7 separate regions of the Homo sapiens genome follow, and regions 1, 2, 3, 4, 5 and 7 are each linked to region 6. The links are chromatin loops, found by intact Hi-C in ENCODE. Cell type or tissue: HCT116. All regions are shown on one strand.

Region 1 (4,000 bases), 530 kb after region 6:
AATAGTCTGTAACAAAAAAATAAGCAAAAATAAGTAAGAAAGAAAACTAAAAAAATGAGCATCAAAATATATTTCCCAAAGCCAGGAACTTTGAAAGCTATTGGACTTGTTTGCCTCTTTGTGCATATTTTAATAGTATCGACAAATTATAGGAATGTACTTGACTGGAAAGGGAGAGATGACATCAGCAGGCTAATTGTTGCCACAAGTGATAGCTGATGGTGAGAGACAGATAACTGTTAAATTCCAGCACAGGCACTGAAGAAGATACTGGTCTACCATGCCATGTGGAGATAAAGAATACAAAACAACCTGTAGTCCTTTGAAGGGTCGTGTGTGACAGTTCAGTTAAGTTGGCATTGACCCAGCACTCTACTGCAGCTATTTGATGCCAGGGATTTAAAATTTTAGGTATTTAGCTACTTATTACTAAGTAACTTGTGAAACATCTCCTAATTGCACCCTTGAATTTCACCTTAATTCTGATTCACACCCAAAGAATAGGAATGAAGGATAAGGTGTGGAGTAAGTAAAGATGAAGCCACACGATTTGGATCACTGGGACAGATACTGTATAGAATGATACTTTTTTCCATAGTTGTCCACCTTAGAAAGGGCCCTCAGGAATTTTAAACAAAATGCCTGTTGGTTCTCTTTAGAGTTAGTTCACTTTTATTTCAAGTGGGTTTTTTTCTCAGATTCTCTGCTCTTCTTCCCACCCTCCTAACACAAATTACATTGGTCAAACATTTATTTCCAATTGATAAGTAGATAATGTCTGCTATAATAGAATTTAAGTCTGTTTTTCATTTGAGAATCTGAAGGATGAATACCTGATTTGTAAGTTTTATTTCATTTACTTTATTTGATTGTATGTGTATTAGCCACAGAATGGAGGCAAATTCAGCATCTTTCTTTAACTCTATGCTGTTTGTTTTAGAGGAAGTCCACAAATGAAGGGGACACCCCATTTTAAGGAAGAACAGTGTGCTCCAGCATTAAATTTGGAGATGAGGAAAATACTGGATTTACAAGCACCCATCATGAGGTACAGTACTTTGGTTAAATTTGACATTGTGTGATGACAGTAGACAATGTAGTTCGTAAATCCCATGACCAACAGGAAAGTTAGTTTAATTTCTTTTAATTCAAGATAACTTCTTAGTTCTGGAAATGCTTGATTAACCCTTATAAGACAATGGAAGTTTTACAGATGGCACTTAATACTTAAATTATTATAATAAAATTGAATATACCAACTATAATCTTATTTTGAAATTTATATTTTATAAGGTCTAGAATTGTTTGATTGAGTGATAACAGTCCATATTTCCCAAAACAATACTGATGAAAGCACACAAGTTGAGGAAAAGAGAAAGTGCCTTTGTTTCCAAAGTTGCCATAAGCTTCTGGGAAGTTTATATACACTTGGAAGAAAGTTACACTTTTTCATCCAAGTATGAATAAAGGTTTTATGACAAAGTGGCCAGAAATACCAGAATACCAAAAATCTATTTTATACCCATTGGTAGAAAAAATCTTACCTACAATTTGGCTTTATTTCTTTAATTGTTGTTCCACTATTGATGTTTTAGTTGTCACTTAGTTTAGCTGCATATCTTTTCCATTGTGTAGATATAAGAAAATTTATTTAAACGATACGCAGCTGTAAAAACATTGAGGACATTCTTTATGGAAAAAAATCTTTCCAAATATGTTGTTGGGTGAAAAAAGCAAAATGCTTATGTTGCTAATGTTTGTTTTTAAAAGGGAGATGAGGTATCTCCATCTTGTTTAAAAGAGAGAGCATGTATTTTTCTGGAAGAATACATAAGAAACTGGGGATGAGAACTGAGTAGCTATGGGACAGGTTTGGGGGAAAAGCTTTTTATTGTGTACTCTTTTTTAATATTGAACTATGTAAATGTATTGAATTATATGAATGTCATGCTACTTTTAAAAAAATCCCTCTGACTCACAGTTCTAAGTAAAGGTTTATTTCACCATTTCTCTTGTTAGAGTACTGTACAGAATGATACTGAAACATTAAAACTATGCAAGTGGCTGGGTATTGTCTTGCCTTGTTTGGTCCATCCCCTTCATATCTTATTCTCATAGAAAAGAACACAATTATTATTTGCTTAAATGTAATCAGTGTTACAGAAGATTGAGTTCAAAGTTACTCATCGCCTTGGTCACAAGGTTATTCATCACTTCACATTTTATTTATTTCAGCATGGGAATCGTTTTCAAGAAAGTAACTTGATACATAAGGAATTCTGAGTGTCTGTAGGTACCAAGAAAAGGTGGAATTGTACAGGCTTGGCTTTCTACCTCCACCTGGTGGGAAACCTTGTATGGTGCATGGAAATAGAATAGAAAAAGAGCCAAAAAGAAAAAAAAACAATTCTGCCATCTTGTCCAAGTTTAACCTGTCAGGTGCTAGGTTTTAATCTATGAATTTAGGTGGTTGGAAATCTGTAAGGTTTCTCTCAAAACTCCAGTGAAATAACTGCATTTCAGAACAAAGTTATCAGCACCTGAAACACATAACTGCTGGAAATTTGAAATTTGCTATAGATTTTAAATCGAGTGAGAAGACATGAAACTTAGATTTTTATAACCAATTATTTTCCCTCCTGTCACCACAAATATAAGTCAGATAAGGCTAGGATATTGGTTATGCTGTTGCTTATAGGGGTAAGAGTACTATCTCATCTTTTATTTTTGATTTGAAGAAAAAATATTAATGTTAAGCATCTAACTTTTGTTATTAATTGAGGATAGAGAATGTTTAGAAGGTAAAAACATAATTTTAATGAGAGTTTCCCCTCCCCTCCCTTCCCCTCCCCTCCCATCCCCTTCCCTACCTCTCTCCCCACTCCTCCGACAGGGTCTCACCTTGTCACCCAGGCTGAAGTGCAGTGGCACAATCACAGCTAATTGCAGCGGCATGATCACAGCTCACTGCAGCCTCAGCCTCCTGGGCTCCAGTGATCTCACCTCAGCCTATCAAGTAGCTGGGACTACAGGCACACGTCACAGCACGCTAATTTTTTGTACTTTATTGTAGAGACAAGGTTTCACCATGTTGTTGAGGCTGGTCTCAAACTCCTAAGCTCAAGCGATCTCCCCTCCTTGGCCTCTCAAAGTGCTGGGATTGCAGGTGTTGAGCCACCACACCCAGCCAAGATCCTAAATTTAAACATACATTTAACACACACGCACACCTGGGATACCACATAGCTCTCATAAAATTAATGAAGTCAATGATTGAAGAGGCTCTCTAAGGATATAACTTAGAGTGTATTTACCTAAATTTTTAAATGTACTCATTAACAGTTGTGATATTAAAAATATTTCAGAACCAGGCTGGGCACGGTGGCTCATGCCTATAATCCCAGCACTTTGGGAGGCCAAGGGGACAGAAGGGCAGATCATGAGGTCAGGAGTTTGAGACCAGCCTAGCCAACATAGTGAAACCCTGTCTCTACTAAAAATATAAAAATTAGCTGGGTGTGGTGGCACACGCCTGTACTCCCAGCTACTCAGGAGGCTGAGGCACAATAATTGCTTGAACCCGGGAGGCAGAGGTTGCAGTGAGCTGAGATTGTGCCACTGCACTCCAGCCAGGGCAACAGAGACTGTGTCTCAAAAGAAACAAAAATTTAAGAACCAATACAGCATGAAAAGACATGGGTTATTAGTTATCGAACAGGGTTCTGACATCGCCCTACTACGCCAATAATGAATCCTTCAGTTGGCCAGATTTTTCTGAGGGAGGGGAGTCAGTTGTAGCAAACACTTAGGTGACTTGGGGCAAGGTCTATTTACCAACATTTATAGAATTATTAGTATTTTAACAACTGACACCAGCTTTTTTATTTCTAAATTTTTTTAGAGGTGGTAGTCTCACTGTGCTGCTCAGTTGGTCTCGAGCTCCTGGGCTCAAGCATTCCTCCTGCCTCAGCCTCCTAGTAGCTGGGATTATAGGCACAAG
Region 2 (4,000 bases), 240 kb after region 6:
GAGCCTGAGTTCCTTGAAAGAGGGGATTGTGCTGTTTACCAAAGTATCTCTAGCTCCTAATTCAACTGGCACGTGATAGACACTCCATAAAGTGTACTAAATGTGTAAATGAATGTTGTAATGCCAAAGGAATACCTCCCAGTATGTGTCTGGAAGTATGTTTCTTTTTATAATTATATTTGGAACATACTGTATCTTTTACCTGCATGGTAAGATTTCACAGAAAACTAAGGGAGTCTATATACATTCTTCCTTCATTTTATCCTTACGTACACTCAGGCCTTTACAGACTTGTTTCTTCCCTCATATTCTACTGACATGGTTCCTCCCAGGCACTGACCTTTTTTAAAGGCCTTTGACTTCTCTGCAGCATTTGACACCGTTGAAAACACCTTCTTTCTTCTTGAAACACTCTATGAACAGATTGCCAGGCCCCAGGTACCTCAACTACAGCTCATTAAGAAATTCAGATGGGAAATTTCTTTTTTATTATTTTTCTTTTTTTTTTGAGACAAGGTCTCACTCTGTCACCCAGGTTGTAGTGTAGTGGCATAATCACAGCTCACTGCAACCCTGACCCCCCCAGGCTCAAGCAATCCTCCCACCTCAGACTCCTGAATAGCTGGAACTATAGGCACACATCACATTGCCCAGCTAATATATATGTAATATAGTCTATAATATATATTACATATATTAGATATTATATTACCTGTTATATATTATATATAGTAATATATGTAATATGTATGTGTAATACACAATATATGTAATATGTAATATATATGTATTTATTTCATCTATTATATATGACATATATTGTATATACCATATGCACACATCACATTGCCCAGCTAATATATATGTATAATATATAATATATATTATATATGTAATATAGTCTATATTATAATATATATTACATATATTATATATTACATGTAATAATATATATTATATATAGTAATAGATGTAATATGTATAATACATAATATATGTAATATGTAATATATATGTATTTATATGTGTCATATAGTATATATACACTATATGTCATATATTATATATAATATATATTAGATATTAGCTGGGCAATGTGATGTGTACCTATAGTATTATATATAATATATTATCATTAATAACATATAATACATAATGTAATAATATATAACATATTATAAAACATAATATATTATATATTAACATATAATATATAACATATTATAAAATATATTATATATTATAACATAATATATAACATATTATAAAATATAATATATATTATTAACATATAATATATAACATATAAATATATATTATTAACATATATGTTAATATGTTTATATAATACAATATAATATATATTACTTATTATATTATACAGTAATATAATATATTATTTATTATATTATATTATATTAATATATTTACATTATATATAATATAATTATATATTTTATATATATATATATATATATATACACACAGGGGGGGGAGAGAGGGAGAGACAGAGAGAGAGAGAGAGAAAGAGACAGAGTTTTGTCACGTTGCCCGGGCTGGTCCCAAACTCCTGGGCTTAAGTGATCCTCCTCCCAAGTAGCACGAGCCACCACGCCTGACTCATCTTTCGTGTTGTTTTGTAGAGATGGGGTTTCACCGTATTGACCAGGATTATAGGCGTGAGCTACCCCACCCAGCCTATACATATTAATATTAAATAACTGTATTTTTTGGTTTATAGCTATGCCTCATTTTCTTAACACCAAAGTCTAACAACAGATATAAAGGTCAAAGTCTAGATCTCATGCATTTTTAAAAAACCTTTAGTTTGTTGCTTGAACACAATAAACAACAAATAAACATCTATTTACTGCCCAGCTAATCTTTACATTGACCAAAAGTGCTTTGCCTACATAGCACTGCAGCACAGCATGGACCTATAGAATATGTTCTTCCCTCATTCTCAAAATGCTTTTCCAGCCACTCAGGTGACATAAAATTAGTTTAGGTGTGCCTCCTAGTGGCATTTTAAGGAAGTATTCATTTTTAGAGGAGTTTTTAGATGAGTTTACCACTCATCCACCATCCTAACACAGGCTAGAAAGAAACTGAAGTTTGTTGATAATCTGAAAATATCATTATAACTAGTAGCATGAATCCTCTCCATCACAATTTGAACCAAAGTCGTAAGTTAAAAAAAGAAAACCTTTTGATTTGAGGCCTTTCATAAATTTGGTTAACCAGACTCCAGTGATTGATTTAATTTCGTTTCCTGATTGGCTTACTATTAATTGAAAACTTGCTTGGTTTCTATCTCCATTATAGATTATATTAAATCACTGACAATCACCAATTATAATTATGTAGCATCACAGAAAAAGAAGGGAAAAAATGTTTCTCACCCCAGGCCATTACATTGCATTACAGTCCCCTAGAGAGATTAAAATAACAACTCTGTGAAGGTCTGAGGTGGGACCCAAACATTCAAAAGGCCCTAGATGAATCAAATGTGCAGCCAGGATTGGGAGCCTGACCAGTGGTATAAGAGATGGGGTTGAATCATGAGTGGTCTTTTCCCCCAAAAGAAAAAAACAATAACACAAAATTACTGAGCTGTGATTTATCTTTGTTTTTAATCAAAAAATAAAGAACTAAAAAAACTCCAGTAGGATAAGATTTTATTTATTAGGCTTTACTCTAATAAACGTTTTGCTTTATTTCTTCTATTTATCCTTCTCATGAGGTGCCATTAAATTTAAAAATAGCCAAAAGACTAAATCACAGGCTAAAGATGTTATTTAGACATGGTATTTCAATCAGAATCTTTTTTAAAACTTCATCTTTGAAGACCCTAAAAAGACAACATCTTCTAGCCCAGTAGTCAAGTCCATGCCATTTTCAGGGTCCTTTTCAACCCTAGGGACTTCTGGGACATGAGGTCAATTCCAGCCCAGCCTTAGCTATTTGGGTTCACTCAATACATAGGGAGGAGAACCCCCAGGGAGCTTCAGGAATATTGTCATAACAGAATTCTTAAGCTTAGTGGGAGATTCGCTGGTGTTCATCTTATTATACTCCATAACTTACATTTGATATAAATATACTCTGTGGTATATATCAAATACTTCATACTCTTAAAAAAGGAAAGAACAGCTCAAAACCCTAGAATGATGCTGGAAGTTTAATTCCTTCAAGTGGGACACATTCAAGGAACAAACCAATCTTCCGAAACTATTGTAGATGAGGATGTTTCTCTCTAGGCTGCCCCAGGGAGGATCAGAACTCAAGTATCTCTAGAGTTAGAACACTGGTTCAACCATGTGGGTCTATATTCCCCTGTTCATCCTTTCTTGAAATTAAGAAATAAATAATAAAGTGTATCTTGATCAACAAGAAAAACCTAGTCACCTTAAGCAACATATGTTAGGAGAATCAATCCACCATGGGACAAGTCTTCCTGCACGATCTTGCTGGGTAGGATGAGGTCACAGGCCCTGACTGCTCTTTAGCTGGGCCATTTCCCAGAGTTGTGTTTGCAGTAAGCAACCCTGAGGGATGAGGTACCATCTCCTTCCAGTCAAAGAGCAGACTTGCTCATCACTCATGATGAAAATGATAGAGTCCACAAGCTCAATGTACCTCAGCTATGTCACAAACCCAAAGCATCCATCCCAGCATCCAACGAGGCTCTCCTTCATCTCCTTTATGGGACTTGGAGTGCGTGCCGCTTTCTGTGCTACGAGTAATAAAGTCTTCTGCCAGCATCCATGAAATAATAACAGGCTAATTTATTACAGCAGTCCCCTCTTATCCACAGTTTTATTTTTCACAGTTTGAGTTACCCATGGTCAACCTCAGTCTGAAAATATTAAATGGAAAATTTCAGAAATAAACAATTCATAATTTTTAAATTACCCATCATTCTGAGTAATGTGATAAAATCTCCCACCATTCCTGCTGGGACATGAATCATCCCCTTGTCTAGTGTAGCCAAGCTGTC
Region 3 (4,000 bases), 430 kb before region 6:
GTAAATGGAGGGCCTTGTATACAAATAATCTCTTCAGACAAATTGTGTAATATGACATTGAAATTATCCTTCTCTTTACCTCTATCCCCCATCTTTGGCTCCAGTTTTTAAAGACTGCTATTAAAAGACAAATACATTAGCACATTAAGATATTGTCACCTAGCAATAACTTTTTAAAAGTTAATTAATCATATTAGTCACAGCAGACAGCAGAGCCACTATGCTTTGGGCACAGGGAGGTTGGGATTTGGATGGGATGGGAAAGGAATCCAGAATAATCTGGCTCTTGGCTCATGATGCTCTCAAAGAAAACTCCTGTACAGAAAGTGGGGGAAGGAGCCTCCAGACAAACCCTGCCCTCTTTGCAGTTTTGCTTCAGGCTTGTAATTCACTTTTCCTGAGAATGGCATGGAATTTGTGGATAAGCAGGTGAAAAACCATTCTTATCAAGTGTGGAGGGAAAAGAAAAGGTTTTGTTTGTTTGTTTGTTTGTTTTAAGACAGTCTTGCTCTGTCACCCCGCTCAGTGCAAACATGGCTCACTGCAGCCTCAACCTCCTGGGCTCAAGTGATCCTCTCACCTCAGTCTCTCCAGTACCTGGGACCACAGGTGCCTGATACCACACCCAGCTAATTTCTAATTTAGTAGCGGTGGGGTCTTGACATGTTGCCCAGGCTGGTCTCAAACTCCTGAGCTCAAACAATCTGCCTGCCTTGGCCTCCCAAAGTGTTGCGATTACAGGCGCAAGTCACTGATAAAAGATAAATTTTTAATCTGAGAAATATGAACCCCTTTACATTATCAGGCCCAGAGAGGCATTGGGATGTAACTGCAGTCACATCTCACTCCTTCTCGAGCTGAATAATGATCTCTTGAAGTCTCTTGCTATGAAGACTCTAGACTAACTGATGCCAATTAGCCATGAAATGCCATACACCCTATAGTTCAACAAAGTCTAGCCAATCACTAATCAGTGTTATTTCTGTAAGCCAATGAGAAATCCTAATGATCAATTTTGTAATTGCCCCCTCTCCTGATTCGTCTTATATTCTTTAAACATTCGAGGCTCTCTTTTTGTTCTTGGGAGCACTCTCCAAGGCAACTTGAAAGTGTGTCCCAGGCTGCAGTTCTCAACCTTGACCCCAATAAACTCTCTATATTAATTTCGCCTCAGCTTCTTCCTTTTAGGTCCACAGAAGCGTCAATTGGCCAGAAAAAAAAAAAAGAAAAGAAAACAAAAGAAAAAGAAAAGTAATAAACTCTGTTAGAAGCTAGGCTGGGCGCGGTGGCTCACGCCTGTAATCCCAGCACTTTGGGAGGCCGAGGCAGGTGGATCACCTGAGGTCGGAGTTCGAGACCAGCCTGGCCAACATGGTAAAACCCCATCTCTACTAAAAAATACAAAAAATAGTTGGGCGTGGTGGTGGACAGCTGTAATCCCAGCTACTCGGGATGCTGAGGAAGGAGAATCACTTGAACCCAGGAGGTGGAGGTTGTAGTGAGCCGAGATCGTGCCATTGCACTCCAGCCTGGGCAACAAGAGCGAAACTCAAAAAAAAAAAAATCATCTGGCCTAAATATCTTGGCTGGAGTCTCCTGCAGGAAAGACCCACTGTGACTAATGGAGTCCCGAAGTGGGCATAGAAGGTCATGGTTGAGAATTCTAAGCTGCTGTGAAGATGCCAGGCCCAGTTTTATGACTTCCCTCTGGTTCTATGCCACCCTCCCCTCAAGGTCCCCTCCCTGAGATGCCTGAGGCTCGGACCCCACCAGGGATGAAGGCTGCCGCCAGCGTGTGTTGCAGTTCCTGCGCCGCACAGAAGGGGGCGCCATTCCTGCATTATTTCTCCCGACCTAACTCCGGTAACGCAGCTCCTAGTTGTAGGGCCTATCTTATATTCGTTTTACAGTGTTTATTTTTTTTCTTTTTTCTTTTCTTCTTTTCTTTTCTTTTTTTTTTTTTGAGACGGAGTCTCTGTCACGCAGGCTGTAGTGCAGTGGCGCGATGTCGGCTCACTGCCTTAGCCTCCCAAGTAGCTGGGATAACAGGTGCAGGCCACCACACCTGGCTAATTATTGTGTTTTTAGTAGGGACGGGGTTTCAACATGTTGGCCAGGCTGGTCTCGAACTCCTGACCTCAAGTGATCCACTCACCACCACCTCCCAAAGTGCTGGGATTACAGGCGTGAGCCATCGCTCCTGGCACATTTCACAGTTTCGAGAGCACTGTCTCATTTCACCCTTTAGACCAACCACGCAATGATTAAGGGCAGGCTCTATTATCCCTGTTCTACAGACAGAAAACAGAGACAGCCAGCTTAAGCGACAGTGTCAGACAATTCGGTAATTCGTTTGGTTCCTGACCAGTGCTTTTCCCACTCTGCTGTCCAGCATAAAACAGGGTTGTCAAGGACAACTGGGAAATGAACACAGACCCCAGAACTCCCTGACAAAAGGAGAGAAGACAGACTCCCTTATCCATGCCACACGATAGATGGCCTTGGGTACACTGCTTCTCTCGGGAGGTTTAGAAATCAAATTGAGTCTGCTCCTAGGTTCCAAACACAATTAAATTTAGCTTTGTTGGGTCATTCTGTGGTCAGGCTGTAAGTTCAGCTTGGTCAAGGGGAAGGAAGGGAATAAGCAGAAGCTGTGGGTTGGGCACCTGTCCTTTTGCCTACTCAGTGCCGCTCTTCTTGTGGACATAAAGACACCCATGTAACCCCTCATGGCTACAAGCTGGGAAAACTCTAAAATGATTGCTCTTTCAAAATTTTTTAACTGACAAATAAAAATTGTATATATTTATGGTGTCCCACATGATATTTGATATACGTCCACATTGTGGAATGGCAAAATCAATCTAATTAACATATACATTACCTCACATTTCTTTTTGTGTGTGGTGAGAACACTTAAAATCCACTCTCTTAGCAATTTTCTAGTATACAATACATTGTTACTAACTACAGTCTCCATGGATCTCTTGAACTTCTTCCTCCTGTGACATGAGCCACCATGCCTGGCCTCCTCTTTCCCTTTGTGTCTCTTGTTTTTTCTTTTTTTGAGACACGGTCTCACCCTGTTGCCCAGGCTGGAGTGCAGTGGTGCAATCTCAGCTCACTGCAACCTCCACCTCCTGGGTTCAAGCGATTCTCCTGCCTCAGCCTCCCAAGTAGCTGGGATTAGGGGTGAGCCACCGTGCCCAGGCTCCCTTTTGTGTCCCTTTTACTCTTCCTTGACCCACTGCCCCCAACCCTGTCCCTCCCTCTGTATACTCTTAGAAAATGACATCTGATCACCCAAGCCGGATGTCCTGCACCCTCAGCATTGCTGCCAAGAGAGATCTTCCAAAAATGCAGATCTTCTCAAGTCATTCTCCTGCTTAAAATTTCTGCATTCCCTGGATCTTTGGGGAGAAAGATAGCTTGGTATTCCAGGCACTTCGTTTTCCCTTTTTTTTTTTTTTTTTTTTTTTGAGACAGAGTCTTGCTCTGTCTCCCAGGCTGGAGTGCAGTGGTGCTATCTTGGCTCACTGCAACCTCTGCCTCCCGGATTCAAGTGATTCTCCTGCCTCAGCCTCCCGAGTAGCTGGGATTACAGGCGCCCACCACCACACCTGGCTAATTTTTGTATTTTTAGTAGAGACAGAGTTTTGCCGTGTTGGCCAGGCTGGTCTTGAAACTCCTGACCTCAAGGTAATCCTCCTGCCTTGGCCTCCCAAAGTGCTGGGATTACAGATGTGAGCCACTGTCCCTGGCCCCAGGCCCTTCATTTTCTGACACTGCCACATTCTCCTTCCTTCCAGCCTCCCACACTGCTCTCAGGGCCCATGGAGTTTCATGCCCTCTTAACTTCCATATTTTATGCCCTATGTATGATTCCCCTGCTCCCCTTCTTCATCTCACCAACTTTTATTCATCTAGAGTCTTACCTTCTGGGAAGCCTTCTCTATTCTTTTCCTTAGTCTGATTAGGCATCCCTTCTCTGTGTCCCTAG
Region 4 (4,000 bases), 400 kb after region 6:
GCCTTTATGCAAAAGTGAAAATCTTGGGATTCTCAGAAATATGCTCTCAACAGTAAATGCCCTATGTAACAAGGTGCACCAGCTTAGGCTGGGGCCATTGGGCCCATAAAATCTTCATTGTTAAAGTTAAGAAGTTGGGTACAAGGACAGAGAAAAGCTACTATTCCCAAGTTGCCAAATTAAAAAAATTACCTATCTGGAAGGTAAATTTTTTTTACCCCTTAACAGATCTTTAAGTGTATAATAGAAGGGAGATTCAAAATTTACATTTGAAACTGATTGTTTGAGGGGAAAAAATCTAAATAAAAATTTTAACAATCATATAAATATAAAGCCAAGATCTTAATCTGGAATGGGAAGGTTAAGACCATTCATTAATTCAACAAATATTTACTGAGCAGCCCTGAGACTGTTTTCCTTGGGGTCTGGGAAGGGGAGCCATGGTCAATGGACTCTTGTTATCTGTAGGAATATTGATCCCTACCACAAGGTAGAGGGACAGGGAATAAAGGGGAGATAGTCCTCCTATGAGATAAAGGTAGGGGATGTTCTACAGGGCCCAGTTTTATATTTTTCTTTTCTGCCTTGTTATTTCTTCTCATGATTTTCTTTCAGTAAAATCTCTTTCCCACATCTCTTTCAGTAAAATTTTGTTAAATGATAGTCTTGTTCTCTGTTTTGGGGAATTACAAGATGGACTCTTAATGGGGCTCTATTAGTAGATGGTAAGAATTCCTGGGAATTTCCAGAAATTCTTTGGGAAAAGTCAGAGACTAATCTTCTCACAGTTACATAAGGGGATGAAGCTGAAAGTTATTTGGGCATTAATTAGAAGTGTGGCCCACTGAAGGCTGGTGAAATCTGGACACCTCTGCTATACATGGTCCTTGTGGATGGTTTGAATGATATTCCCAAATTGGCTGGGCACATTCCCATGATATCAGGCCGATGGGCATTAAAAATGCAAATTAGTTCACATGCTGGGGTACAATGCCCTGAACCAGCTGACTTTAATGGACTGCAGATTGCCAATCCAAGGCTATGTTCTTTCATTCCTTTCCTTGCCTTACTTACTTATCATTCATCCTTCCCCTAAGTTCTCTTGGGCCTATTGCCCAAATAAAAGTGAAGAAGAAATTAACACATATGAAAGCGTGCTATGCTAAGTACCATGTGGGGTGTGTTTTGCATGAATTATTTTACTTAACCCCTTACAACACCTTGGCAAGATAGGCAGGATTATCCCCATTTTATTGATGAGAAATGAAAGCTGAGAGTCCTATCTCCCAAGTAACACAGCCAGGTATTATAACAGTCCTGGGGTCCACATACAGGCTTACATAACTCCAAAGTTCTTTACATCATACCACCAAGAAAAATGTATTTTAAGATTCACCTAATTAAAACATAATTAAGAAGAACAATGTATTGGGAGAGATGCTTACTGTTTCTAAGCAAACATACGTGATTGCCTATCAATGAACAATGACCTCAAGCTGTAACTCAAACCGGAGCTGCAGGGGGCTCAGATTCAAACACTTCCTCTCCACTTACAAAACTGCCACAAAGGAAAATGAAATGGTAAAAGGCAGTTTCTGCCAAATCTTGGCAAAACCAGCTAAACTTTCTTGGTCAGTGGGAGTAGAAGGGGTGATATCTCTCTGTCCTGAGGAATCAAAAAGTTGCCTACCAGGTTAATACATAATACAAATCTGACATTTCAAACACAAGTTGTTTTACATATCTGGGCTCAACAGTTTAAGTTTACAAAATATCCCCACCCATCCAAAATCATGTGTCCATATAAAGGCACATCTGTGGTCTACAGTTGGATAATTCACAGCCCTCTTATCTAGCACTGGTCATTAGAAATTAGGGCGGCTGTGTTACACAACCATGCAGATGGTGCCCCCTAGTGTTGCACAATGACAAAGCCCTGAAAGCAACCACCTGAAAGCACAATCTAGACGGGTGCTTCTCAAACGGACTGTGGTAAAAAATTGTTGTTACTTTGTTTTTTTCAACCTCCAATCCTTCACAGACCAATACTTTTAAAAGCTATAATAAAAATAATTTAGCAGAAAAATTAAATAAGTAAAGGTATTACAAATAGAAGACTTAATCTTTTTAACCATTAGATTCAATAGACTTAAAATTATTCTGTGAAATTGCTCTAAAGTTTCTACACTCAGTTCCTTTGCAGACCAGGAACAACAGTTTGTGGATGGGCACGAATGCACAGATCACGCTTTGACAAACACTATACTGCTTCACTTTTTTTCTTTCTTTTTTTTTTTTTTGAGACAAAGTCTCACTCTGTCGCCCAGGCTGGAGTGCAGTGGCGCGATCTTGGCTCATTGCAACCTCCGCCTCCCGGGTTCAAGCCATTCTCCTGCCTCAGCCTCCCAAGTAGCTGGAATTACAGGTTTGTGCCACCACTCCCAGCTAAATTTGTATATTTAGTAGAGACGGGGTTTCACCATGTTAGTCAGGCTGATCTCAAACTCCTGACTTCAGGTGATCCGCCCGCCTCGGCCTCCCAAAGTGCTGGGATTACAAGCATGAGCCACCACACCTGGCCCATTGCTTCACTTTCAGTTACAAAGACTTACCATGGGTTCCTTCTAAGGTACATTGAACCACTTGACCCTCAATGTGGTGTCCACCTATCAATTAACTACAAATTCTTTCTTTCCTCTTTTTTTTTTTTTTTTTTTAACTCAAGCAACCCACAGGCCGGTTTAAAGTGGTCTTTAATTACTGAAGACTTTCCCTTATTTAAAGAAATAGGGGAAACTTGGAGGTCTAGATTAGATTTCTTTCCAACGGTTGCTATGTAACTTTGTGACATTTGAAAGATTAAAGTTGCTTCTGACGGCACTACAGTAGAACCTCAATATTTGCATGTTTCTTCCTTAAATTTCCCCTTTCCCTGACACTGTACATACACTTTCTAAAATTTGTTTTTTAATTTTTACTTTTCACTTTTCAATTTTTAAGGAAATAGAGATGGGGTTTCACCATGTTGCCCAGGCTGGTCTCAAACTCCTGGGCTCAAGCGATCCACTCGCCCCAGCCTCCCAAAGTGCCTGGCCCCTGTAGGTACACTGTTAACAGAATCAGATACCAGTAGGAAAATGGTAAAAAGAGAATATGTAAGCAGAGATACCAATTTGTGGTAAGCATTCAAATTGGTTCTTATGTAGTCCTATTGTGGAATTTGATTTAAAAGCCAAAACAGACATCACTATATGTCCCCTTTATATCTTTCCTTCATCATCCTTGTTTTGTGGTAATATGCTTCTCTATCATCCATTGATAATAGAATTACAACATTATGGATTTTCTATGCTGATTTATCAGAAATAGATTGGGGTAATGGTGTTATTTCTCTTCTGTTTTCCCTCCCACAAAGTTTCCCTCTGTGCACCTCAAACTTACTCTTTAACCTAATCTTCTTTTGAGGGAAATTACTCAATGGTTTTTAGGGAATCAACTGAGCTCTGACCTCAGGGATCCACCAAAATCAGCCAGCCCTTCACTCAGTCAAGTTCAATAATTATTTTCCACAGGTGCTAAAACCCCAGTTGAACCTGGATATTTTCCCCCTTAATATCCCCTTTAGAGAAAAAGAATCAGAGAATCCCACATGTAGAGGAGTGAGCAGATAACAGAAACCCTGAAGCCTTCCAGATTTAACTGTTCCTGCTGTTCCAATGAGCCACCTGAGGCCACAGCGGGAGAAGATTTAACACAGGAAAGACAGTGGCTTTTACGGGCTTTGGAGAAGGGCCAGGGTCTCAAGGGAGATCAGAAAGTGTGTAGAAAGCCCTGTCGTTACTAGGAAAATGCAGGTATCAGTGCCTGACAGACAGTAGGTGCTCAATATATACATTATATAACCGAATGGTACAGTGAATTGGCAAAAGAAAAAAAGCAGAAAAGATGAAAGTGAAGCTAGGACAGGTAGAGATGGGATTACCTTTCTTTCCTCCTAGCA
Region 5 (4,000 bases), 260 kb after region 6:
TATCTAATCAAGGAGATGGCTTAGAGGAGCCTGACTAAAGTTTGGTCGAGGAGAAATCTTGTCAGACTCTGTCATTCTCATATGTAAGGGATGAGCTGCTCTTCATCTGAGCAAAGGAAAAGAATAAATTCTGGGTGACAAAACAATTAGACTGTCTAGGTTTTCTGTTTGCCTTCCATCATATTCATTCTCCTCACTTCCCTGCCCTGTTCTATACCCCAAAGCTGACCTCTTTGGACGGCACCACCTGGGCTCTCCTCAGCTGGTTTCCATTTGAGTTTGGACAGCGGGAGGCATTCAGGGAGATGGGAGGCAGGAGGAAAAAGACATCAGGGTATATTTTCTCTGTTCTTTCTCTGTTTGGGGCTGAGTATCTGGTGGTGGTTGTGTTTCTCCACAATTGCAGCTCTTGGCAAGCAGTCCCTTCTCCATGGCTCCAGCTCCATGGGCTCTGGAAACACTTTTCTCCTTTGCTATGTAGCCTAGAGAGAGCGCAGTCTTCCTGCTGTTGCTAGACTCTGGATGACTCAACTGGATGGTTCTCTTAGTCATACTCCTTTAAGTAGTGTCTTCACTAATATCTCTTTAATCAAACCAACTGAGTAAAATTCTGATTCCTGATGGATACATGTTAAACCGAAAACACACATTATAAATTTTCTTGTATGTATGATGTTTTTCATAATTTTAAAACATAAGTGAAAAAAGTGACCATAGAAAAATATGCCCAGGAAATTGAAAAAAAAAGTCTTGGTATAGATATTGGACACATTTTATAAAATGTGGAGTAAGAGGGTTAAAGGAAATTTATTTCAGAATCAAATGGCATATAACTTTAACTGGTATGTGAATTATTTTCAGTTGTATGAATTTGTGAATATATATGTGTACATTTTTATGCATATATATAAATATGTGTTTTATATCATCTTGCATTATAACATAAGGATTTTTATGTTGCTACATTGCATTTATATTTACCATTTTTAACAGCTAAAGGATTTTCAATAAGTGTGTATGTAACAACTTCCATTGCTGGATATTTCTCAGTATATATATGTATATATACATATGTGTGTATACATATATATATACATATGTGTATATATACATATGTATGTATATGTATATGTACGTATGTATGTGTATATATACATACATGTGTGTATACGCATATATACATATGTGTATATATACACGTATATACATGTGTGTATATATACACGTATATACGTGTGTATATACACACGTATATACATGTGTGTATATACATGTGTGTATATACACACGTATATACGTGTGTATATACACACGTATATACATGTGTGTATATACACACGTATATACATGTGTGTATATATACGTGTGTATATATATAAACACATATATATATGCACATGCATATGTATACACTGAGTTAAGTAGTATAAATATTTTAGAGAAAATTGATGTAAAATCCTCAACTCATTTGATGCTCCCTATCCCAGGACAGTAAAAATTGCCCAATATTTCCTTGGACCTCCATAAAGAAGCAGTTTTTCAAAAAATAAAGTGTTTGGAAGTTTAAGATGTGCCTAGCAGTGTCTCCTTTTAACAGAGATGCTTTCACAAGGATTTGAATTTCCCCATTGAGCTGGGAACCAGGTTTAGCCAAGAACTTCGGTCTGTGAAGGACTGCAAATAGTTGCACAGTGTGGGGCTGAGGCTAGAACCTCCTTAATATTAAACCATTCTGGGATGGTGCTCCCCAAATTCTGGATTTTAACCTTCACTCCAATCCTGGGGCACCTCTGTAGCTTGGGCATGACCTGGACACAAGCTTTGTGTAAGCCTTCTTTGGACTTCATCCATTCCTCAACGGTGACACCATGTGGCAGTGTAATATAATGGCATCAGTGGACTCAGATCCTGTTCTCTCCCTACCTAGAGATTTTTAAGATTAAGATATGTAATTCACAACCATAAAATGTACCACCTTAAATTGTACAATTTATTGGTTTTTCATACATTCAAAAAGTTGTACAACCACCACCATTATCTAATTCCATAACATTTTCTTCACCCTAGAAAGAAACCTCATACCTATTAGCAGCCACTCCCCAAACTCCCCATTCTCCCCATTCCCCCAGTTTCTGGGGACCCCTAACCTACTTTTTGTTTTTATAGATTTGCCTATTCTGGACATTTTATATAAATGGAAGCCTACAATCTATGGCCTTTTGTGTCTGGCTCCTTTTACTTAGTATGATCAAGGTTCATCCAAGTTGTAGCATGTACCAGTACTTCATTTCTTTTTATGTCTGATTAATGTTCCAATGTATGGATATACCACATTTTGTTTATCCATTCAAAATTGTGGGGCATTTGGATTGTTCCCATTTTTTTTGCTGTCATAAATAATGCTGCTAAGTTTTTGTATGAACGTATGTTTTCAATTCTCTTGGGTATATATGTAAAAGCAGAATTGCTGGGTCATATGGTAACTCTGCATTTAACTTTTTGGAGTTGAACAAATACACCATGCCAGCAGTGAATAAGGATGCTGATTTCACTATACCTTTGCACAATAGTTAAGAGCATAAACACTGGAACCAGATGTCTGGGTTCGAATCCCAGCTGTGCTATCTCCTAGCTGTGTCGTTTAGACAAGTTACTAAAGCTCTGTGCCTCAGTGTCCACATCTCTAAAATAGAGGCAATAATAGTACCTTCCTTACAGGATTGTTGTAAGATTTAAATGAGCTAATATGTGTAAATCACAAAAATAGGGTCTGACATTTTTTAAATGGTATATGTTTTACCATTGCTGCTATTTTAATCTTTATTATAATTATTGTGTTTTGTTTTGTTAATTTGATAGCTTTAAAAGGTAATGATACAGTTTATTGATGTTTGTTATGAAAAGGAGTAATTGGAGAAGATAAAAATGTAAGGGGTAATAAAGTCAAGGAAGGTTTTTTGAGCTGAAAATGATTATATTTCAGAGTGTAACCTGAATAAAACTGAGGCTTCACATGGCTCAGTCCATGCATGTAATAGCATTCTAAGAAAACATAAACTGAATGAAAACGTAAACTGTGAAGCATGAAGAATAATGAGGGTCTTCACCTTATGCTTTCTGAAGGAGTCCCCGCAAATGCTTCACACAGCATATTGAACAAGAAACTCCTAAAATCTTCTCTAGATATTTCTCTCTTTCCTATTTTTTCCCACTGACAGTAGCACCTTATATCTATCCTCCTCAACTGCGAGGTCACTACAGCACTATACTAAGCCCCTGTTAACTTCCTTCTCTTGAAACCCATGCAACTCACATGATCCTATTCTCAGCCTGTGAATCTCAGCCTCCTGCAATCCTGTGAAATTCAACTTGGTCTCCTACTCTGAATGTGTATAAAAATAACAGAGAACAGTTCCTGAACTCTGATGAGTAAAATGATCTACCTTATTACATGTGGTATTATAATAAATAAATATACATTAATTTCTTTCCCCATTTTCCAGCACACAGCTCCTAAAAGACTTGTAACTTCCTGAGTGATAGGTATGCTAGGTAAATTTTTTGTTCTATGTGACCTTCGACTCCAGTTCTTGACACAGAGCTCCTGATCCCTTGGAATTTCCATAGTGATAGGAGCATCTTTCATTCTCCTGAAGTAACTTGGTGGGCTTCTGGATGGGAGCTGGTCACAAGAATGACCAAGCCATGATTAGAAGCTTGGAACTTTCACCTCCTACCTCATCCTGTGAAAAGGGGAGAGGGGCTGAAGATTGAGGTAACAATTGCTGATGTGTACATGATGAAGTCCCCATAAAAATCCCTAAATGAGGGGATTTGGAGAGGTTCTGGAGGTGCTGAACGTGGAGGTGCTTGGAGGGTGGCCTATCCAGTTCATCTCCAGAGTTCACACACTCACCTAAGTGCTGATGCCCACCTGATGGCATTTCTCAGCCTCCGAGGCTTTCCTTCTTTGTACTTAGTCAAAAGAATGCTCTAATCC
Region 6 (4,000 bases):
GCATATTAAACACATGCGATGTGCTAGGCCATCTGCTAAGCATTTCAGACAAAAATATGCATGAAATAGTCCCTATAATACAGTATGGTATATAGGGCTGACTTTATGGGACTGAAACCTATGTAGTCACACAGGCCTTGCATTTGGTTTAAATGTTCCTTTGTTGTTCTGAATAAATTTACCTTTGAAACTTTAAGTGAATGAAATACAAGTACGTAAACTCTTAAATGAAGCCTGATAGGAGAACGGACCAGGCCTATCTCCTGGTACGTGACCAGGGGATATGGACAAGTAAGGAAAACAGTTTTATATTTTACTACCTTTATTTTCATGGCCCTTTCCTGCTTTTTTGAACAAGGTACTCTGCATTTTTATCTTCTACAAGGTTGGGCTGATTCTGTAGCCAATGACGACAGTCAAATACAACTATGTGCTAGATACTGTGGTAGAAAGGACAATGGAGCCATTGGCCATGAAAAGGTCAATGATGACTTCACAGGGAAAATGATACTTAAGTTGGGCTTTGAAGGACAAAAAGGAGTTTGCCAGATGACTGGCACTCCAGAAAAGAACAACATTCTTACATAAATATGTAGACTTACAAGTGTACATTTATTTCCTCCAAGTTAAAAAAAAAAGCGCTTCATTGAAGTTTTGTATATTTTCAATACACTGTTTTTTACAATTTTTTAAAGAGCTGTGTACTAGGCACAAATTCCACTTCCTGGGGAAGCTCACCTTCTGGCAGAGCAAATGCAGGAATAAGAAATATACAGAGGTGAACAAACATGCCTTCGGTTTCGATTTTTACCTGGGTTTGTGCCTCTTCCCCGGGCCGGGGAAGCGGTTTGCGGGCTTTCGAACTGGTATGGGCTGTAGGCTTCGACCTTCTCCGAGGCCTGTGCAATCAACCGTGAGAAAGGGGTTTCCTCCTCGAAACGGAACTGGCTCCAGTTGGCATGGCCGCAGAGTTTTTCTATTTCTTTCACCAAGTACCTGCCGCACAGCTTCCTGGCACTGCTGATGTCGCTCAGTTCACGAGAAAACCGAACCAGCAGGAGTCCAAGCCACAGCAGGGACAAGCGGAGGAGCCGCGGCATCCCTGTGACCCCAGGCTAGTCCTCCGCGTTGTGCAATGGCGGTCGGCCGGACCCTGCTCCCTGTCTGCGCCTGCGCCAGGCCGAGCGGCGCGCACAAACACTGCGGAATTCCGAGCGCGTGGGGGCGTCGCCAGAACTTCAAGGGAAGGCGCGCGCCGGCTGCGTCAAGGCTTTCCCGCCAGCTCAGGGGTCTCAGGTGGTCGAAGGTAGCAGGCCCTGGCTCCTAAAATGAAAGCCAAAAATCCCCTCACTACCCCGCCACCCCCTAGTTTGATTCATTTTTCTTTCCTTCCTCAATGGGAGATTCCTCACCAAGCGTGAGAACATAGGATCCCTGTTACCTGATAACGTAGGTTAAAAAGTGTTGCTCCCTCCACCTGGAATGCGTTTCTCGTTCTTGTTTGCCAGGTTGTTAATAAAGCTTCGTCTCCCTCACAGAAACCCCCTGTCATCTCTTTCACGGTGTTAATCGACCTGTTTCCATTTGTGGGCGTGTAACCTCTTTCCTGAGACCCCCGCTTCATGAAGGCAAGGGCCTGCGTCTGTTCTTGCTTTCCATCGTACCCCGGGATCTGGCATTTAGCTGGCAATCAAATATGTGGTGAAACGTTTAAGTGTTGCATATGGCCATGTGCGTTTAGTCAGGTTCAAAGCTTCTTCAGAAAAATCCTACTGGTTCACAGGGAGGCATGGGCCTTAGCCTCAATCTCCAGAAAAAAGAAGTAGGGACGCTGTCTTGAGGTACCTGGGATGGAAATCTGGTTCTTTCGGTTAGATAATGTAGAGGATTGTGTATTACCAAATTAACTTGTGACAGGGACCCCTAGAGGATTTGCCTTGTAAGAATAACAGCATGCAGCATGAAATGCTCATTTAGGTGAGATAATTTTGCTCAGTTAGGAGGGAAGGGGCAGGGAAGCGAAGCGCAATCGGCATAGGTAGCTTTATCATTTTAAATGAAGTTCTGTGTTACTAGTGTGTTGGCGTGGAAGGATGTACTATCGGCCACAAGAGGGCATTCGGTGGCTGTCTCAGGAATAAGGTTCAGGATGCTGAAGCCACAGGTGCAAGCTTATCAGTGATCTCACCATTTCCCTATACAATTTTATTTTTTTCTCCCTTTCTTTTCTGTCTTCTGACTCTATGTCTTTTTCTTAATTTTCCGTTTCCCTATCTTTTCCCTGCTTCCCAGTGGCATCCATGAATGCTGTTAAATTAACTGCCAATTGGATTTTTTAAATGGTTGATATAATATAGATTAGTAAAATTTAATCACCTTCCTTAAAAAATAACTTATGTCCAAACTATAGTGGGCCATGAGTCCTAGTCAGAACTTTATCAGGTAAGGTTTTTGAGAACGGAAAATATTAATCATACTGAGATGAATGTAAGCCTTGTGGTAACCACAAGGCAAAACCTATAGTAGATATATAAAAGATAAAAAAGAAGAAATCAAGCATACCACTACAGGATATCATCTAATCACAAAGAGAACAAGAGAAAAAGAAAAGAACAAAGGATCTACAAAATAACCACTAAACAATTAACAAAATGCAGTAGTAAATTCTAACCCATCAATAACTACTTTGAATGTAAATGGATTATGTTCTTTGATCAAAAAACAGGGCTGAATGGATAAAAAAAAAAAGACTCAACTATATACTGCCCACAAGAGACTCATCAAAAGACTTGAACTATACTTTGGAACAAGTGGAGCTAACAGATATTTATGGGACATTCCATCCAACAGCAACAGAATACGCATTCTTCTAAAATGCACAGAGAACATTCACCAGAATAGATCATATGTTATGCTACAAAGCAAGTCCTAATAAATTTAGAAGAATAAAATAATATCAAATATCTTTTCTGGCCACAATGGAATGAAAGTAGAAATCAATAAAAGGAGGAACTTTTGAAAACTCACAAATATGTGGAAATTAAAGAACATGTTCCTAACTACCAGTGGGTCAAAGAAGAAATATAAAGGGAGTTTAAAAAATATCTTGAGACAGGCTGGGCTCAGTGGCTCATGCCTGTAATCCCAGCACTTTGGGAGGCTGAGGTGAGTGGATCACTTGAGGCCAAGAGCTCAAGACCAGCCTGGCCAACATGGTGAAACCCTGTCTCTACTAAAAATACGAAAAATTAGTCAGGTGTGGTGGCAGGCACCTGTAATCCCTGCTGCTCAGGAGGCTGAGGCAGGAGAATGGCTTGAACCTGGGAAGCGGAGGTTGCAGTGAGCTGAGAGGGCATCACTGCACTCCAGCCTGTGTGACAGAGTGAGACTCCATCTCAAAAACTCCAAAATGGAAACACAACATACCAAAATTTATGGTATGCAGCAAACACAGTGCTGAGAGAGAAGTTTATAGTAATAAGCACCTATGTCAAAAAAGATCTCAAATAAACAACTTAACATTGTATTTCAAGGAACTAGAAGAACAAAGTAAGCCCAAGCTTAGCAGAAAGAAGAAAATAACGAAAGTCCAACAAAAAAATTTTAAAAATAGAGGCTAGCAAAACAATAGAAAAGTTTAACAAAACTAAAGTTGGTTCTTTCAAAAGATGACCAGGATTAGGGACCCACTTAAATAAGCAATCTAGCTGCCCCTTGGCAGGGTGGATGTGCTGCACTGGTGGGAATCCCCCTTGTCTGGGCTGCCCTTACTCTTCAGAGCCAGCAGGCAGAAAAGACTAAGATGGCTGATCCACAATACCACAGCCACTTCTCCTCCCAGGGGCTCCTCTCAGGGATATCAGAGTTCTGTCCATGAACCCCTGGCTGGGGATGCTGAGATTCCCATAGCGGGGGCCCCTGCCTGGTGAGGAGGAGTGGATCAGGATCCTGCTTAAAGAAGCAGTCTGGCTACAAACTGACCCAGCAGCTGTGCTGCACT
Region 7 (4,000 bases), 77 kb after region 6:
TCAGCTTTACCCTAGCTTAAAACAATCCTTTAACTTTCTAAACTTAGGCGAGAAATCCACAGTCCCATGCCTTCTTATAAACTTTTACCAAAAACACATTTCACATTCTTTACTTTGCATGTAAAACTGTTTCTATTTCCCAAAGATTACTTTAGTCACGTGAACTAAAAGGCATTACACTTTTAACTTTTCTGACAAAGTATTTGATTTAAGCTCTTATTATTATTAAACTAATTAATAAAAGCTCTTTTGTATAAAAGCATTACACACACAACACATGTATAACTACACAGAGAGAAGATCCAGTAGTTGTAAGATTTTTCATTTGCCAGTTTTTAAGTTCTTTTAAATTGGATTACTGGGTTTAGTCTAGAGGCCTTGGAAGAACAGGGCCAGGAAAGCATGCATTTTCTAGGGCCTAACAGAATAAGCAGGCACAGCTGGAAGGCAAAACAGATCCCCAAAATTAAGGGTCCCATTTTTATATCAGATGTTGCTTCCCCCACCTCCAAAAAGAAAAACAGAGCCTTAGATTTTGAGGGGGTCTATCCGTTTCCAATTCCTGGGGTTCGTGAGGAAAACAGGATTTTTTTCCAAAATGGGGTCTCTGGCACCTCCTCTTTTCCCCAAGGAGTTCCAGGCTGCTAGAGCTTGAGTATCCACTTTTAATTAAGCTGACTTTTAACTATAGTGTTCTTTTTAAAAAGTCCTTTTAAATCTTTTGTTATCCAACCTTGGCTAGGCCAAATGGCCAATATTTGCTCAGAGAAAGGAAAATTGAAGATGGCTCATGGAGGGGAGGAGAATCAACAAATGGTGTAAAGGTCACACAGGTATCAAATCAGAAAGTACTCATTCCCTAAGCTGGGACTTGAACCCTGAACCCAGGAAACCATTGTGAAAAGAGAAAGCATGGCCACATGGTTACGAGGTTGAACTCCCAAGGACATGACTGACCAGTTTGCTGGGCTGTCTTGAAGAGCAGGCTTATGGGGTCCTAGGCATGCATTTTACCTCATGGTACCCCTCTTTACGACAGAACAATACAGAAAGACATACAAAGCACACCAGATTCACTACAGCTTAAGACCAGCCTCAGAATTCTTTTCTATATTAATCAAAATTTAGAGGAGATAAACAGTGACTTCTACCATTCAATTAACCAGTTTGCACAGACAGAGACAGAGGCCAGAGTCTGACTGGTAAGAAATTATTACCCTTTTGCTGTCATGCCAGGCTTCTGGGTTCCCTTTCCCTGAGTGGCTCTTGTGACCCTGCTTGCCACACTATAGCCCTGGGGGCCAAGTTGCATCATAAAGAAAAATCATCTTTTTCGTTTTGTTTTGTTTTGTTTTGAGGAATCACAGGCAAAGCCCTGTCAGTTTTGCAAGTTACCACCCAAGGGGTTGCAAGGGGTAACCCAATGAACATTTTTCATTCTGGCCAGAGCAAAATACACGTGACAAAACATAGACCTTAGCCACTCTGCTTAGCACTCAGTATTGAACTTGCAAGGCTCAAACTTGCCCCGGGTTGGGCCCCGTCATCTTTAATCCATTTTTAGCCATGAGGGACCTTACTCACGGGAGGGCCTCTAACCCAATCCCATCCTTTACTCTGGTAAAATATACCTCATTACGTATCCAAAGTCAGCCAATTGGTGCTGCGGTCTATTTCCTTTGGATTAGGACAGTAATTAAGCTGAAAGATTAGCAGACTTAATTTTGGGGATCCCTCATTTTCAAATGCACTTCAGTGTGTTGTGTTTTATTTAGAACATTCTGCTATAAGTTACCTTTAGTAAGATTTTGCTGTTTCTGTAAGATTTCGCTGCTGCTGTGCCAAACACGTAAGCCGAAGGAACTCAGTTTTTCAGAAATTAAGGATCCCATTTTTACCTAAAATATTGGCTTTGTTCTCAGGTTTCCTTGATTAACTTAGCCAACAATTTTTTTTCCCTACCTAAGCATGCAAGAAAAATGAAACAAAGGGGGTAGAACACAAAAATTCCTGTGAATTTTTAAAAGCCAAATTTTACACCTCTACTATATTATCATTTGCTACCAGTTTCTTTCTGACCCAGTCAGATGTTAAGAGGCCTCTAACTGGATCCAAGGCAATTAATTCCCATATCAAATCCATTCCTGGACCCAGTCCAGTTTCTGTTGTGACTTCCAAACCCAGTTTGGAGCAGAAATTTGCTCAGAGAAACTCAGAGGGCTCAAAACACAAATCTGTGAAGCTCTGAAATCCAAGAGAGAACTTACTCATGATCCCCAGCTGCTCTGAGATCAGTGGACACAAGTGGGTCCTGAAGGTACCTTCCTCGTTCACTCAGCACTCCTGAGGGTTGTTAGAAGCTCTACTCCGGACCTCACTTCTGACACCTTCTGGTAAAAGAAAAACTTCAGCTGAATTAAATTTAAAGGAGTAACTGAGCAATGAATAACTCACAAATTGGGCAGCTCTCAGAGTCGCAGCAGATTTAGAGAGACTCCAGGGGTGCCTTATGGTGAAAAAAATTTATACACAAAAATAGTAAAGTGACATACAGAAATCAAAAGTGAGGTACAGAAACAGCTGGATGGGTTACAGCTTGGCATTTGCCTTATTTGAACACAGTTGGAACACTCAGCAGTGTATGACTGGTTGAAGTATGGCTGCTGGGACTGGCCAAGACTCAGCGATTGTTACAGGCACACACTCCTAAGTTAGGTTTTCAATCTTGCCTGCGTATTAAGTTAGGTAATAACTTACTCAAATACAGAAGTACAGAGTCCTTCTCAGACCATCAAACTAAATATAGTTTGCTTTTACAATGCTCTGGTGTTGGGTGCATACATATTTAGGTTGGTTACATCCCCTTGTTGAATTGACTCCTCTATCATTATATAATTACTTTCTTTGTCTTCTTTTTTATTTTTTTTACCATTTTGATATAAAATCTGCTTTATCTAATGTAAGTATAACTACTCCTGCTTGCTTTTGGTTTCTGTTTGTGTGAAGTATCTTTTACCACTCCTTTACCTTTCACCTGTAAGTGTCTTTACCACTAAGGTCAGTTTCTTGTAAGGAGAATATAGTTGTTTCATGTCTTTAAATCCATTTAGCCAATCTGTATCTTTTAATTTATTTATATTAATTTATTTACAAATATTATTTACATTTAATTTATTTACATTCAAGGTTAATATTGGTATTTGAGGTTTTATTCCTTCATAATGTTAATTGTTATCTAATTGTTTTGTAGATTTTTTTTCCTTTTCCCCTTCCTATCTGTTTGTAGTTTAGTGGAGTTCTTTCATGTTACCATTTGATTTCTTTCTCTTCCTCCTTTGTGTAATTGTTTTGTAAGACCTATGAGTTTTTACTTTTATGTGTTTTATGATGGTGAATAATGAACTTTCATTTCTATGTTTAGAACTCCTTTGAGCATTTCTGGTCTGGTGGTGAATTCCATCAGTGTTTGCTTATCTGGAAAATACTTTATTTCTTCTTCATTTATGAAGCTTATTTAGGCAGGACATAAAATTCATAATTGACATGTTTTTCTTTAAGCACTAGGAAAATCCTGATCTCTTCTGGCTTGTAAGGTTTCTGCTAAGAAGTCCACTGTTAGTTTCATGGGGTTTTCTTTTTAGGTGACTAGATGTTTTTTTCTCACTGATTTTAGAATTTTTTTCTTCATATTGACTTTAGACAGTCTGATGAATATATGTCATAAAGTCTATCTTGCAATGTGTATTTTTCTGGTGTTCTTTTGGCCTCTTGTACCTGGATGTCTAAATCTTTTGCTAGACTAGGCAAGTGTTTGTCAATTATTTTCCTAAACAGGTTTTCTAAACATTTTGCTTTATCTTCTCCTTCAGGCATACCAACGATTGGTAGGTTTGGTCACTTCATGTAGTCTCATTGATTGATTTTCTCATTTCTTTTTATTGGTTTTCAGATTTCTTTTGGATCTCACTGAGATTCTTTAAAAATAAGTTTTGCATTATTT

The links. Peaks named below come from ENCODE experiments on the same cell type or tissue, not always from the same donor. Only the 100,000 strongest peaks of a DNase experiment are listed, where the experiment ranks them.
Region 1: it touches region 6 in a loop (4-fold over the local background); 3 of 110 quality-filtered maps call a loop at or near these places.
Region 2: a loop joins it to region 6, with 13 times the contacts of the local background. A loop is called at or near these places in 40 of 110 quality-filtered maps.
Region 3: a loop joins it to region 6, with 4 times the contacts of the local background. A loop is called at or near these places in 17 of 110 quality-filtered maps.
Region 4: it touches region 6 in a loop (17-fold over the local background); 85 of 110 quality-filtered maps call a loop at or near these places.
Region 5: it touches region 6 in a loop (7-fold over the local background); 49 of 110 quality-filtered maps call a loop at or near these places.
Region 7: it touches region 6 in a loop (2.6-fold over the local background); 12 of 110 quality-filtered maps call a loop at or near these places.

Annotation. Positions count from the first base shown.
Region 1 is chr9:5,712,956-5,716,955 of GRCh38, forward strand. RIC1 (RIC1 partner of RAB6A GEF complex) reads left to right here. Exons shown (of 26, transcript NM_020829.4): 4 at 941-1,048. Among named protein-coding and RNA genes, the nearest start is that of INCR1, 85 kb to the left of the region's middle. In HCT116, a CTCF peak has its summit at 2,343 (motif pointing left); a DNase peak (open chromatin) is centred at 2,316.
Region 2 is chr9:5,423,212-5,427,211 of GRCh38, forward strand. All of the region lies in intron 3 of PLGRKT (plasminogen receptor with a C-terminal lysine), which reads right to left. Among named protein-coding and RNA genes, the nearest start is that of PLGRKT, 13 kb to the right of the region's middle. In HCT116, a CTCF peak has its summit at 2,015 (motif pointing left); a DNase peak (open chromatin) is centred at 2,013.
Region 3 is chr9:4,757,690-4,761,689 of GRCh38, forward strand. No RefSeq gene overlaps it. Among named protein-coding and RNA genes, the nearest start is that of AK3, 18 kb to the left of the region's middle. In HCT116, a CTCF peak has its summit at 1,815 (motif pointing right); a DNase peak (open chromatin) is centred at 1,798.
Region 4 is chr9:5,588,305-5,592,304 of GRCh38, forward strand. All of the region lies in intron 1 of INCR1 (interferon stimulated noncoding RNA 1), which reads right to left. Among named protein-coding and RNA genes, the nearest start is that of RIC1, 39 kb to the right of the region's middle. RefSeq lists an enhancer at 1,599-1,788. In HCT116, a CTCF peak has its summit at 1,907 (motif pointing left); a DNase peak (open chromatin) is centred at 1,897.
Region 5 is chr9:5,440,741-5,444,740 of GRCh38, forward strand. No RefSeq gene overlaps it. Among named protein-coding and RNA genes, the nearest start is that of PLGRKT, 4.8 kb to the left of the region's middle. In HCT116, a CTCF peak has its summit at 1,868 (motif pointing left); a DNase peak (open chromatin) is centred at 1,863.
Region 6 is chr9:5,184,503-5,188,502 of GRCh38, forward strand. INSL6 (insulin like 6) reads right to left here and starts at 1,137. Exons shown (of 2, transcript NM_007179.3): 1 at 812-1,137. The coding sequence starts at 1,100. In HCT116, a CTCF peak has its summit at 2,085 (motif pointing right); a DNase peak (open chromatin) is centred at 2,129.
Region 7 is chr9:5,261,391-5,265,390 of GRCh38, forward strand. No RefSeq gene overlaps it. Among named protein-coding and RNA genes, the nearest start is that of INSL4, 32 kb to the left of the region's middle. In HCT116, a CTCF peak has its summit at 2,407 (motif pointing left); a DNase peak (open chromatin) is centred at 2,371.